Linked DNA regions of Homo sapiens: region 2 is linked to region 1. A link is an interaction called in ENCODE POLR2A ChIA-PET data of the cell type or tissue named here. Cell type or tissue: HepG2. All regions are shown on one strand. Each heading gives the region's core, and the rest is flanking DNA. Links, peaks and the distances in the headings are about the cores only.

Evidence for each region. Peaks named below come from ENCODE experiments on the same cell type or tissue, not always from the same donor. Only the 100,000 strongest peaks of a DNase experiment are listed, where the experiment ranks them.
Region 2: POLR2A ChIA-PET joins it to region 1 with 11 read pairs; 7 of 35 experiments call an interaction of 5 or more read pairs at or near these places.

What each region holds. Positions count from the first base shown.
Region 1 is chr2:70,105,751-70,111,119 of GRCh38, reverse strand. No RefSeq gene overlaps it. Among named protein-coding and RNA genes, the nearest start is that of LINC01816, 17 kb to the left of the region's middle. In HepG2, for the core only: no CTCF peak of the experiment used is centred there; DNase peaks (open chromatin) are centred at 2,119 and 2,629; H3K4me3 peaks cover 1,161 bases.
Region 2 is chr2:70,255,471-70,260,839 of GRCh38, reverse strand. PCYOX1 (prenylcysteine oxidase 1) reads right to left here and starts at 2,703. Exons shown (of 6, transcript NM_016297.4): 1 at 2,564-2,703; 2 at 1,274-1,480. The coding sequence starts at 2,675. RefSeq lists silencers at 2,338-2,447, 2,718-2,847. In HepG2, for the core only: no CTCF peak of the experiment used is centred there; DNase peaks (open chromatin) are centred at 2,169 and 2,769; H3K4me3 peaks cover 2,304 bases.

The DNA of each region.
Region 1 (5,369 bases), core at 85-5,084:
GATCTTGGCTCACTGCAACCATTGCCTCCCAGGTTCAAGTGATTCTCCTGCCTCAGCCTCCCGAGTAGCTGGGATTAAAGGTGTGTGCCACTATGCCCAGCTAATTTTTGTATTTTTAGTAGAGACGGGGTTTTGCCATGTTGTCCAGGCTGGTCTTGAACTCCTGACCTCAAGTGATCTGCCTTCCTCAGCCTCTCAAAGTGTGCTGGGATTACAGGCATGAGCCACTGTGCCCAGCTCGTAGTCAGTATTTTTAAAGTATTAATAAATTATTGAGTTTGGCCAGGTATGGTGGTTTATTAATCCCAGCACTTTGGGAGGCCAAGGCAGGAGGATCACCTTAGCCCAGGAGCTCGAGACCAGCCTGGACATAATAGCAAGAACCTATCTCTACAAAAAAGTAAAAGGTTAGCTTGGCATGGTGGTGAGCGCCTGTAGTCCCAGCTGCTCAGGAGGCTGAGGCAGGAGGAACACTTGAGCCCAGAGGTTTGAGGCTGCAGTGAGCCGTGAAAACAAAACAAACAAAAAATACACACACACACACACACACACACACACACAGATATATACATGGAGAGAGAGGTTTTTTTTTTTTTTTGAGACGGAGTCTCTATGTCTCCCAGGCTGGAGTGCAGTGGTGTGATCTCAGCTCACTGCAACCTCTTCCTCCCAGGTTCAAGCAATTCTCCTGCCTCAGCCTCCCGAGTGTCTGGAAGTACAGGCGCCCGCAACCATTCCCAGCTAATTTTTGTAATTTTATTAGAGACAGGGTTTTGCCATGTTGGCCAGGCTGGTCTCAAACTCCTGACTGCAGGTGATCTGCCCACCTTGGCCTCCCAAAGTGCTGGGATTACAGGTGTGAACCACTGTGCCCGGCCTATACTGAGCTATTTTAAACTCTTTCCCACCCCTGTACTAAGTCTAAAATCCGGCGTATGTTTTACATCTTTATTCAGACTAGCCATATTCCAAGTATTCAACTGCCGCATGTGACAAGTGGCTGCCGTGTTGGACAGGACAGGTTAAATGTTTCCTTCATGTCCCAAAACCTGCATATTGTAAGTTTTTATTAAATATGCACCCCTGGGGTGCCCTGTCTCCTGCTGAGGAACCCTCCTGACAGCAGCACATGCTCTGCTTAGACCTTCTCTTCCAGTTTGAGCCCGTTTGGAAAAAGCCAATGTATTTTAACTTACTATATCCCATCCTTGTGCAAACATTGCCATGCCTTTGCAAGATCCATTGGCTTCAACATCGCTTTGACTTGCCTGCTTACACCAGATTTATGACCATAGGAAGAAAGTTACATTTTCTGGTTCTTTTTTGTTTTTTGTTTTTTTTGAGAGGGAGTCTGGCTCTGTCGCCAGTCTGGAGTACAGTGGCACGATCTCGGCTCACTGCAACCTCCGCCTCCTGGGTTCAAGTGATTCTCCTGCCTCAGCCTCCCGAGTAGCTGGGACTATAGGTGCGGGCCACCACACCCAGTTACTTTTTGTTTTTGTTTTTGTTTTTTTTTTGAGATGGAGTCTCACTCTGTTGCCAGGCTGGAGTGAGGTGGCGCAGTCTTGGCTCACTGCAACCTCCACCTCCTGGGTTCAAGCAATTCTCCTGCCTCAGCCTCCTGAGTAGCTGAGACTACAGGCACGTGCCACCACACCCGGCTAATTTTTTGTATTTTTAGTAGAGACGGGGTTTCACCGTATTAGCCAGGATGATTTCGATCTCCTGAGCTCGTGATCTGCCCGCCTCAGCCTCCCAAAGTGCTGGGATTACAAGCGTGAGCCACCACGCCCTGCCTATTTTTGTATTTTTAGTAGAAACAGGGTTTCACCATGTGGGCCAGGATGGTCTCCATCTCTTGACCTCGTGATCCGCCTGCCTCGGCCTCCAAAAGTGCTGGGATTACACGCGTGAACCACCGCACCCGGCCTTCTGTCTTAATTTTCACAAAAGTATTTGGCCCCAAAGGCAGCCGATGCAGGGGCAGAGTGTGAATGTCACAGGAGCCTCTGTACCTGTGACTCTTCCCACCCAGGCCCCGCCCCGCTGGGGGTGGCAGCCCTGTGGCCTTTGCAGCCAAGCAGCATGAGTCATCTTGGTCACTTGTTAAACCTTAGCTTCAGACTCAGAGCCGCTTTTGTTTTTCAGTTGAATCGGCAGCCCCGGACACACACATACCCCACCACACACCCACACACAAGCACGCGCGCGCACATGCGCAGCCAACCAGGCTTAGTTCTTAAGTGGGAGAACATATTGTTTGTCATAATTAATGTCACATTCCTGAACCTGGCCTTTCTCTGCCACCCTAGGGGCTGATGGTCTCTGTCTGGGAAGCCCTGTATGCTATCAGTTAGGGCGGGAGGTTGGGGAAGAATTCAGATCCGACCAAAGGAACAAGGCAGGAATTCATCCTCCTGTGACTGAAGGGACGTCCACAACCCAAACAGGGCCCCACTATTCCAGCCAGGGCGGCAGAGCCTCTCCTTGTCCTCCCACCCAGGGTTGGAGATTTAAGTCTCCATACGTCTCAATTCACTTCTTAACCCCAGTGGTTCTCAACCATGGCTGCATGTTAGACTCACTCAGGGAGCTTAAAAAATTTCTGATGCTCAGGTCAAAAACCAGACCAATTAACTCAGAACCTTTGAGGCCTTTACTCTTTGACCAGGTAGATTTATGATTTACAGGCTCAGATGGAGCCATACGCTCCGTCCAGCAGTCCTTCAGTACTCTGGGGTCCACAGCCCCAACAGTTTCCAGGCCCAAGAACAGTGATTGGACACCCCCACTGCTCTCTGGGCCCCCTCTGTCCTTCCTCAGTCAGTGTGGTTGAGAAAGTGCAGGGAAAGGAACACTCCTTTTCTCCCACTTCAGAGAAAGCTAGCAGCGTCCCCACCACTGCTGGCCACACACCCTGTGACCTCTGTGCTTTGCTCCGTATGCTTTTTCCTCTGTCTCATTCTCAAATGTTTAGTCTGTTTGTTGGTCTTTTCTTCTTCAGCTTATGAACATCCTTGTGTCACTACCACCTAAAAAACCCAAATCCTTATCTCCATTCTGTCTCCCCTTCAACTTAGTACCTACCTCTTAGCTTAGTGGCTTCTTCTTCTTCTTTTTTTTTTTTTTTGAGACAAGGTCTCGCTCTGTCGCCCAGGCTGGAGGGCAGTGGCGCAATCACGGTTCACTGCAGCCTCGAACTCCCAGGCTAAAGCAATCCTTCCACCTCAGCCCCTGGAGTAGCTGGGACTACAGGCGCCAGCCACCACACTGAGCTAATTTCATTTCTTTTCTTTTCTTTTCTTTTTTTTTTTTTGAGATGGAGTCTCACTCTTTCACCCAGGATGGAGTGCAGTGGTGCAATAATTTTTGTATTTTTGTATTTTTAGTAGAGATGGATTTTTACTGTGTTGGTCAGGCTGGTTTTGAACTCTTGACCTCAAGTGATCCGCCTGTCTCGGCCTCCCAAAATGCTGAGATTACAGGCATGAGCCACCGCACCCAGCCTCACTCAGCTAATTTTTGTATTTTTTGTAAGAGACAGGATTTCAGCATGTTGCCTACACTGGTCTTGAACTCCTGGGCTCCAGTGATCCTCATGCCTTGGCTTCCCAGAGTGCCGGGATTGTGGGTGTGAACCACCGCCTGGCCCTGCTAAGCTTCTTGAAGGAGTAGCCCAGAGGCAGTCTGCATATTGTCACCTCTCCTCAACCATCACAGGCGGCTTTCGCCCCAGCCCAACAAAGATACTCCCCACACTCACTAAGATCACCAATGACCTCCTTGCCACCAAATCCTTCCTTTGCTCATTTTCTTTTTCTTTCTTTCTTTCTTTCTTTTCTTTCCTTCTTTCTTTCTTTCTTTCCTTCTCTCTCCTTCTTTCTCTCCTTCTTTCTCTCTCTTTTCTTTCTTTCTTCTCTCTCTCTCTTTCTTTTTTTCTTTTGAGGGGGACAGAGTCTTGCTCTGTCGCCCACGCTGGAGTACAATGATGCAATCTCGGCTCACTGCAACCTCCACCTCCTGGGTTCAAGCAATTCTCCTGCCTCAGTCTCCCGAGTAGCTGGGATTACAGGCACACGCCACCACGCCTGGCTAATTTTTGTATTTTTAGTAGAGACGAGGTTTCACCATGTTGGCCAGGCTGGTCTCAAACTCCTGAGTGCAGGTGATCCACCCACCTTGGCCTCCCAAAATGCTGGGATTACAGGCATGAGTGAGCCCCTGCGCCCGGCGCCTGTTACAAATTAATAACACTAAAATAATAGCATTGCTTTGTGCCATTATTCCTTCATTCATTTAAAAACTTTTATTGAGAAACTACAATGTGGAGGCACTGTTTCTTAAGCTCTATGGCTATTTTTTTTTTTTTTTTCTGAGACGGAGTCTAGGTCTGTCTCCAGGCTGGAGTACAGTGGCTCGATCTCAACTCACTGCAACCTCTGCCTCCTGGGTTCAAGTGATTCTCCTGCCTCAGCCTCCCAAGTAACTGGGATTACAGGCATGTGCTGCCACACCTGTCTAATTTTTGTATTTTTAGTAGAGATGGAGTTTCACCATGTTGGCCAGGATGGTCTCGATCTCCTGACCTCGTGATCCGCCCACCTTGGCCTTTCAAAGTGCTGGGATTACAGGTGTGAGCCTCCATGCCCGGCCAGCTCTATGGCTGTTATGAACAAAAGATATGTGGACTCTGCTCTCATGAAGCTTACATTCTAGTAATAAGAAACAAAGCCAGGCACAGTGGCTCCCGCCTGTAATCCCAACACTTTGGGAGGCCAAGGTGGGAGGATCACTTGAGGTCAGGAGTTCAAGATCAGTCTGGCCAACATGGTGAAACCCCACCTCTACTAAAAATACAAAAATTAAGGCCAGGCATGGTGGCTTACGCCTGTAATCCCAGCACTATGGGAGGCTGAGGTGGGCGGATCACCTGAGGTTGGAAGTTCGAGACCAGCCTGACCAACATGGAGAAACCCCGTCTCTACTAAAAATACAAAATTAGAAGGGCGTGGTAGTGCATGCCTATAATCCCAGCTACTCGCGAGGCTGAGGCAGGAGAATTGCTTGAACCTGGGAGGCAGAGGTTGCAGTGAGCTGAGATCGCGCCACTGCACTCCAGCCTGGGCAACAAGAGCGAAACTCCATCTCAAAAACCAAAAACAAAAACAACAACAAAAATTAGCCTGGCATGGTGGCACGCCCCTGTAATCCCAGCTACTCGGGAGGCTGAGGCAGGAGAATCGTTTGAACCTGGGAGGCAGAGGTTGCAGTGAGCTGAGATCATGCCACTGCACTCCAGCCTGGGTGACAGAGTGAGAAATGAGATGTTATATTTAAAAAACTTCCACTTCTTTTACTCTTTTATTTTT
Region 2 (5,369 bases), core at 257-5,256, 150 kb before region 1:
GCCCTCGTGGAGGAAACGGAAGCAGAGGCAGCATCTACAGAGGATGTGGAAGGCAGCTGAGGCACTTCCATTCCTGTGAGAATCCTATTTTGCAAAACTGGATATTTCAGATAACTGGAAGGAGGCCAAAGTTACAAAATACTCCCTGCCGAAAGGGCCTCCAGAGGCCTGTCAGACTTTCCCCATGACCTATCCAGCTCCTCTGCTGTCAGGGCAGCAGTTGCACATCCCAAGTTCTAGGCACGTGTCTGCATCCACAGCTGTGTGACGGAGTTTGTTTTGTTGGTGGTGGTTTGTTTTGATAGGGTCTCACTTTGTTGCCCAGGCTGGAGTGCAGTGGCATGCAAGGCTCACTGCAGCTTCTATCTCCCAGGCTCAAGGGATCCTCCTGCCTCTGCCTCCCAAGAAGCTGGGACTACAGGTTTGTGCCATCACACCAGGCTAACTTTTTTATTTTTAGTAAAGACAGGATCTCACTATGTTGCCCAGACTGGTTTCTAACTCCTGGGCTCAAGTGATCCTCTGCCTCGGCCTCCCAAAGTGCTGGGATTACAGGCATGAGCCACTGACCCTGGCCATGGCCATATGTGAGTGACTTTGAGCCAGACAATTCAAGTCTCTGGGTCTCATTTACTCAGCTGCAAAATGATCACAATGAGATGACTATCTCCAAACCTTCTCTGATTCTTTAACACAAACCCAGAATTTTAAGAACAGACAACAGAGGCCGGGCACGGTGGCTCACCCCTGTAATCCCAGCACTTTGGAAGGCCAAGGCAGGCGGATCACCTGAGGTCAGGAGTTCAAGACCAGCTGGCCAACATGGTGAAACCCCGTCACTACTGAAAATACAAAAATTAGCTGGGCGTGGTGGCAGGCACCTGTAATCCCAGCTACTCAGGAGGCTAAGGCAGGAGAATCGCTTGAACCCGGGAGGCAGAGGTTGCAGTGAGCCAAGATCGCACCATTGCACTCCAGCCTGAGCGACAAGAGCGAAACTCCTCAAAAGAAAAAAAAAGACAATGGCAGCCATTCCCACCCCCACCCCATGGCTGTAATTCCAGATAACTGAAGATACAGACAACTAGTGTCCCATTACAGCAGAACTGCTCCTAACTCAGGCAGTACCAACTAACAAGAAAGTGAGGAAAACAGTTTTACCAACGTCTCTGTAAGGCAATTAACAAGGCAGAAATTTCAGTTCTCCATCTGATAAAAATATCCGGGGATGTCACACAGTAATCTGGTGAGCTCCAAGACCAAAATTACATACCCAGGTCTTTGACAAAACGTTTCATGTGCAGATTTAAAGGATGGATGACAGAACCTCCTGCCTCGTATTCTTGCCCCTGCACCATCATGGTAGCCAGGCGGCCCCCGACCTCTTCTCTTTCAAACAGGTCTATCTTCACATCTTTCCCAAATTTCTGCCGCAGGTAATAGGCTGCTGAAGTGCCACCAATTCCGGCTCCAATAATCGCTATGAGGGAAAAAAACAGAAGATTATATTTTCCCCTTTTACCAGCTCTGTGAGTTGTTTTGTTTTTGAAAGACCATCAATAGCAGAGGTTGTTACTCAAAGCTATTACCAACAATTTGGTGGGGGAAGAGTGACACCTGCAGCGAAGGTCTAACTCCCTGAATCTGGACAGACACTGTTCCCAGACAAAAGCAGTAGATTAATTAACATATTGACATTAACTCGATTTTTTTTCCAGATGCCCAAAGATTCTCACAGGTCTTTATGGAGGAACCAAGGGGCCTGCACACCCTTCCAGATGCCCAACTCACGGGCACATTAGAGGTGGACCTTTCCAGCACGCATTTTTAATAAAGTGACGGCCATTTATGCCTAGCTTTGTTGTGTCTAGATTCAATGTAGATAGGTTAATGATACCGAAGAACACAACTTTAAAGGGGGGCGGGAGGGAGACAGGAAGCAAAGAGCCAAGGCTCCTGACACTGGAGCTCTTGACAGTGGAAAGAGAACAGATTCTTTCTGCAGCTGTGTTAGTCCTAGGCGGAGAAACTGTGCAAGCCAAGGGCCTCTGAGAGCAGGCCGACCTCAGCAAAGCGGAGCTGGGGGAAGGCGGTTCAGCCTCCCAAGGGAAGCAGGCAGGGTCAACTTGTTTGCACTCCTCCCTGTGCTGTGCCTGCGTGAGCCTGTTAATCTGGCCGGGCGCCCCAGGTCAAGCCAGAACACTGGAGTCTTCACGGTCAGTGTTCAACGGGAAGATAGAGAAACCTAGGCCTCCCCGGAGCCCCACACCTAAGAGACAGGGGCTACAGGTACGCTAGGCGCCTGCCTGCCCGCCCGCCCCTGTCCCCGTCCACGCCCATTCCTCAAGTGGGCACCTCTCCACGCCTGGGAATGCACAGTCCTATTCCGACCAGAGCTGAAAGCCGCCCTGAAGTGTGAATGGGGGAAAGCGCGACCTGCGCAGCTGGCTCGGCCTGCACCGCTGGACTGCGTCGCGGCTGTGGGATCTGGGCGCACTGCGCAGCGGCCGCCCGGCGCGGGGCGCGCTCCAGCACCTTCCCGCGCCGCCCCCTTCTCGCCTACCGATTTTATCTGGCGGAGCACGCAGCTCGGCGCCCTCGGGGCATCCGCAGCTGCACAGCAACAGCCACAACCCCAGCAGCGAGGAGACGAGCTCCGCGACGACGCGCCCCATGGCCTCCACAAGCTCTGCAGCTGGCCTCAAGAGCCCCGCAGTCCTCCCACCGCTGCGCGGCTGCGCGCTCCGCCCAGCCCCGCCCCCAGGCCGCCCAGCCCCTGCGAGCCCCGCCCAGGTCCTGCGAGCCCCGCCCCGACCTCGCCCCGCCGGTCCTCTCAACCCTGCAGGAGCTCCCCACTCTGGGCCACTCAGTGCCCTAAGCACATCCTGCCGCCTCGAAGCCCACCCTCCTTCAGAAGACATCGAAGGCAGAAGCTGGCCGGGCGCGGTGGCTCAAGCCTGTAATCCCAGCACTTTGGGAGGCCGAGGTGGGTGGATCATGAGGTCAGGAGATCGAGACCATCCTGGCTAACACGGTGAAACCCCGTCTCTACTAAAAATACAAAAATTTAGCTCGGCATAGTGGCGGGCGCCTGTAGTCCCAGCTACTCGGGAGGCTGAGGCAGGAGAATGGCGTGAACCCGGGAGGCGGAGCTTGCAGTGAGCCGAGATTGCGCCACTGCACTCCAGCCTGGGAGACAGAGCCAGACTCCGTCTCAAAAAAAAAAAAAAAAAAAAAAAGGCAGAAGCTGAGGCTCGCCTCAGCTCTCCTCCTCCTTCCCTATCTATTTGGGTGAAGCACCTTAGTTCTTCACTAGTACCCTCTTCTGTTCCCTCCGTCGCTCCTCTCAAAGAATGCGCACAGCTAATCGCTGCCAGAAACAGACCAAAGGGACAACAGTACTTACTGAGTGATCACCCTGTTGCGAGAACTGTAAGGTTCTCCGTGAATGGGTAAATGGTGCTAACTGTAAAGAAAAATGAGGGAGACTGAGGATGGGGTGGCCCAAGGTGAAGGGGGTGTAATAGTAGTAACAGACATGAATAAAAGTAGTGTACCTGTAAGGACACCAGAATGTGCCACCCCAAAATACGCCTCTTTAGCCTAAGGATTATTTCAAGCCGAAGACAATTGAGAAGATGTAGATACGATGTAGATACGTGGGTGGAAAGTTCTCCGCCTTCCCCATTTGCCTAAAAGCAGGACATAAATTTTATTTTTTTAACAATTTTTAAATATATTGCATTTTATTACATAAAAGTAAAATTAGTAAAATAATATAATTTGATATACTTTATAATTTATAATTTCTCTCAGTATAATGTAGAAAAGTATTACTCTGAACACTTACTTTTTTTTTTTTTTTTTGAGACGGAGTCTCGCTCTGTTGCCCAGTCTGGAGTGCAGTGGTGCGATCTCAGCTCACTGCAAACTCTACGTCCCGGGTTCAAGCAATTCTTCTGCCTCAGCCTGTAGCTGGGACTACAGGCACCCGCCACCGTGCCTGGCTAATTTTGTGTATTTTTAGTAGAGACGAGGTTTCAGTGTGTCAGCCAGGATGGTCTCGATCTCCTGACCTCATGATCCACCCGCCTCGGCCTCACAAAGTGCTGGGATTACAGGTGTGAGCCACCGCGCCTGGCCATGAACACCTACCTTAAACATTACTTAATTTAGGCTAACTACAATGAGCCTCGCTACTTATATTTTTATCATGCATCTTACATTTTAATGTCCTTACTCTTTTATAGAAAAGGTCATAAAGAATGCCCAACTAATAAAGAATCTCTAATATCTCTGATACAGCAACAACTGATCACATACTTTCACATGTGAATACAATAGAAATAAAGTAACAGCATAAAGTAATTTGAAAGCTGTATTATATTATTATTCACTTTTCAAAAAATTGTTTTCAAGGAAACAAATATACTTTCAATGTAATTACAAAGCTTCAAAAAAACTCCTTTTAAAGTTATATACAAATAATTTAACAACTTTAATTGTGAATTCATTTTTATACTCAACACTCCTATTTAGTGTAATGTCTGAAGTAAAGCAGGACATAAATTTTAAAAGGCAAAGGTATCCCTCTTCCCACACTGCCTGGAAGGACAAAGGTTAATCACTAAAGACAATTTTACGCCTGTTAAATAAAATTCATAGGAAGCCATTGGTTTGGACTGAGCTCCTGCACTAGACTAGGCCCAACAGACTAAACCAAAATGGAGTCACTCAAGTCACTCATGTTCCACATCACAAGGTCAAAACTAAGTTGTCGATCTGACTTTCTAAGAAATCAGGAGAAAGAAAAATAATAGCCAAATTCCCGACAGACCAGTTTGAAGTGACATGATAAGGAAATACCCTCTGCTTTAAACTTTTCAAGGAAAGTAACCTCGAAACAACCAATGCACTTTTCTGTTTCTGCTTTCTTCAGCCCTTTCTGAAAGCCAACCTCCTCCACTCAACTCATAGGAACACTCATTCGATTTTATAAAATGAGGTGTTGCACAATTCTACAATCGCAACTAAAAGCCAATTATGCTCTTTAAACTAAATTAGTTGTAATTTTGTCTTTTGACAAACCTTTATCAGCCAGGAATCTACATGACAAACTTCATTAATGAGCCTTTTTCTATCGCGTATTTGCCTTCCCATAATTTGCCACCCCTAGAGACTCAAAATCATTTTCCTTCTCTTAACACTTCTCTTTTTTTTTCTTTCTTTCTTTTTTTTTTTTTTTTTGAGACGAAGTTTCGCTCTTGTTGCCCAGGCTGGAGTGCAATGGCGCAGTCTCACGGCAACGTCCGCCTCTCGGGTTCAAGCAATTCTCCTGCCTCAGCCTCCTGAGTAGCTGGGATTATAGG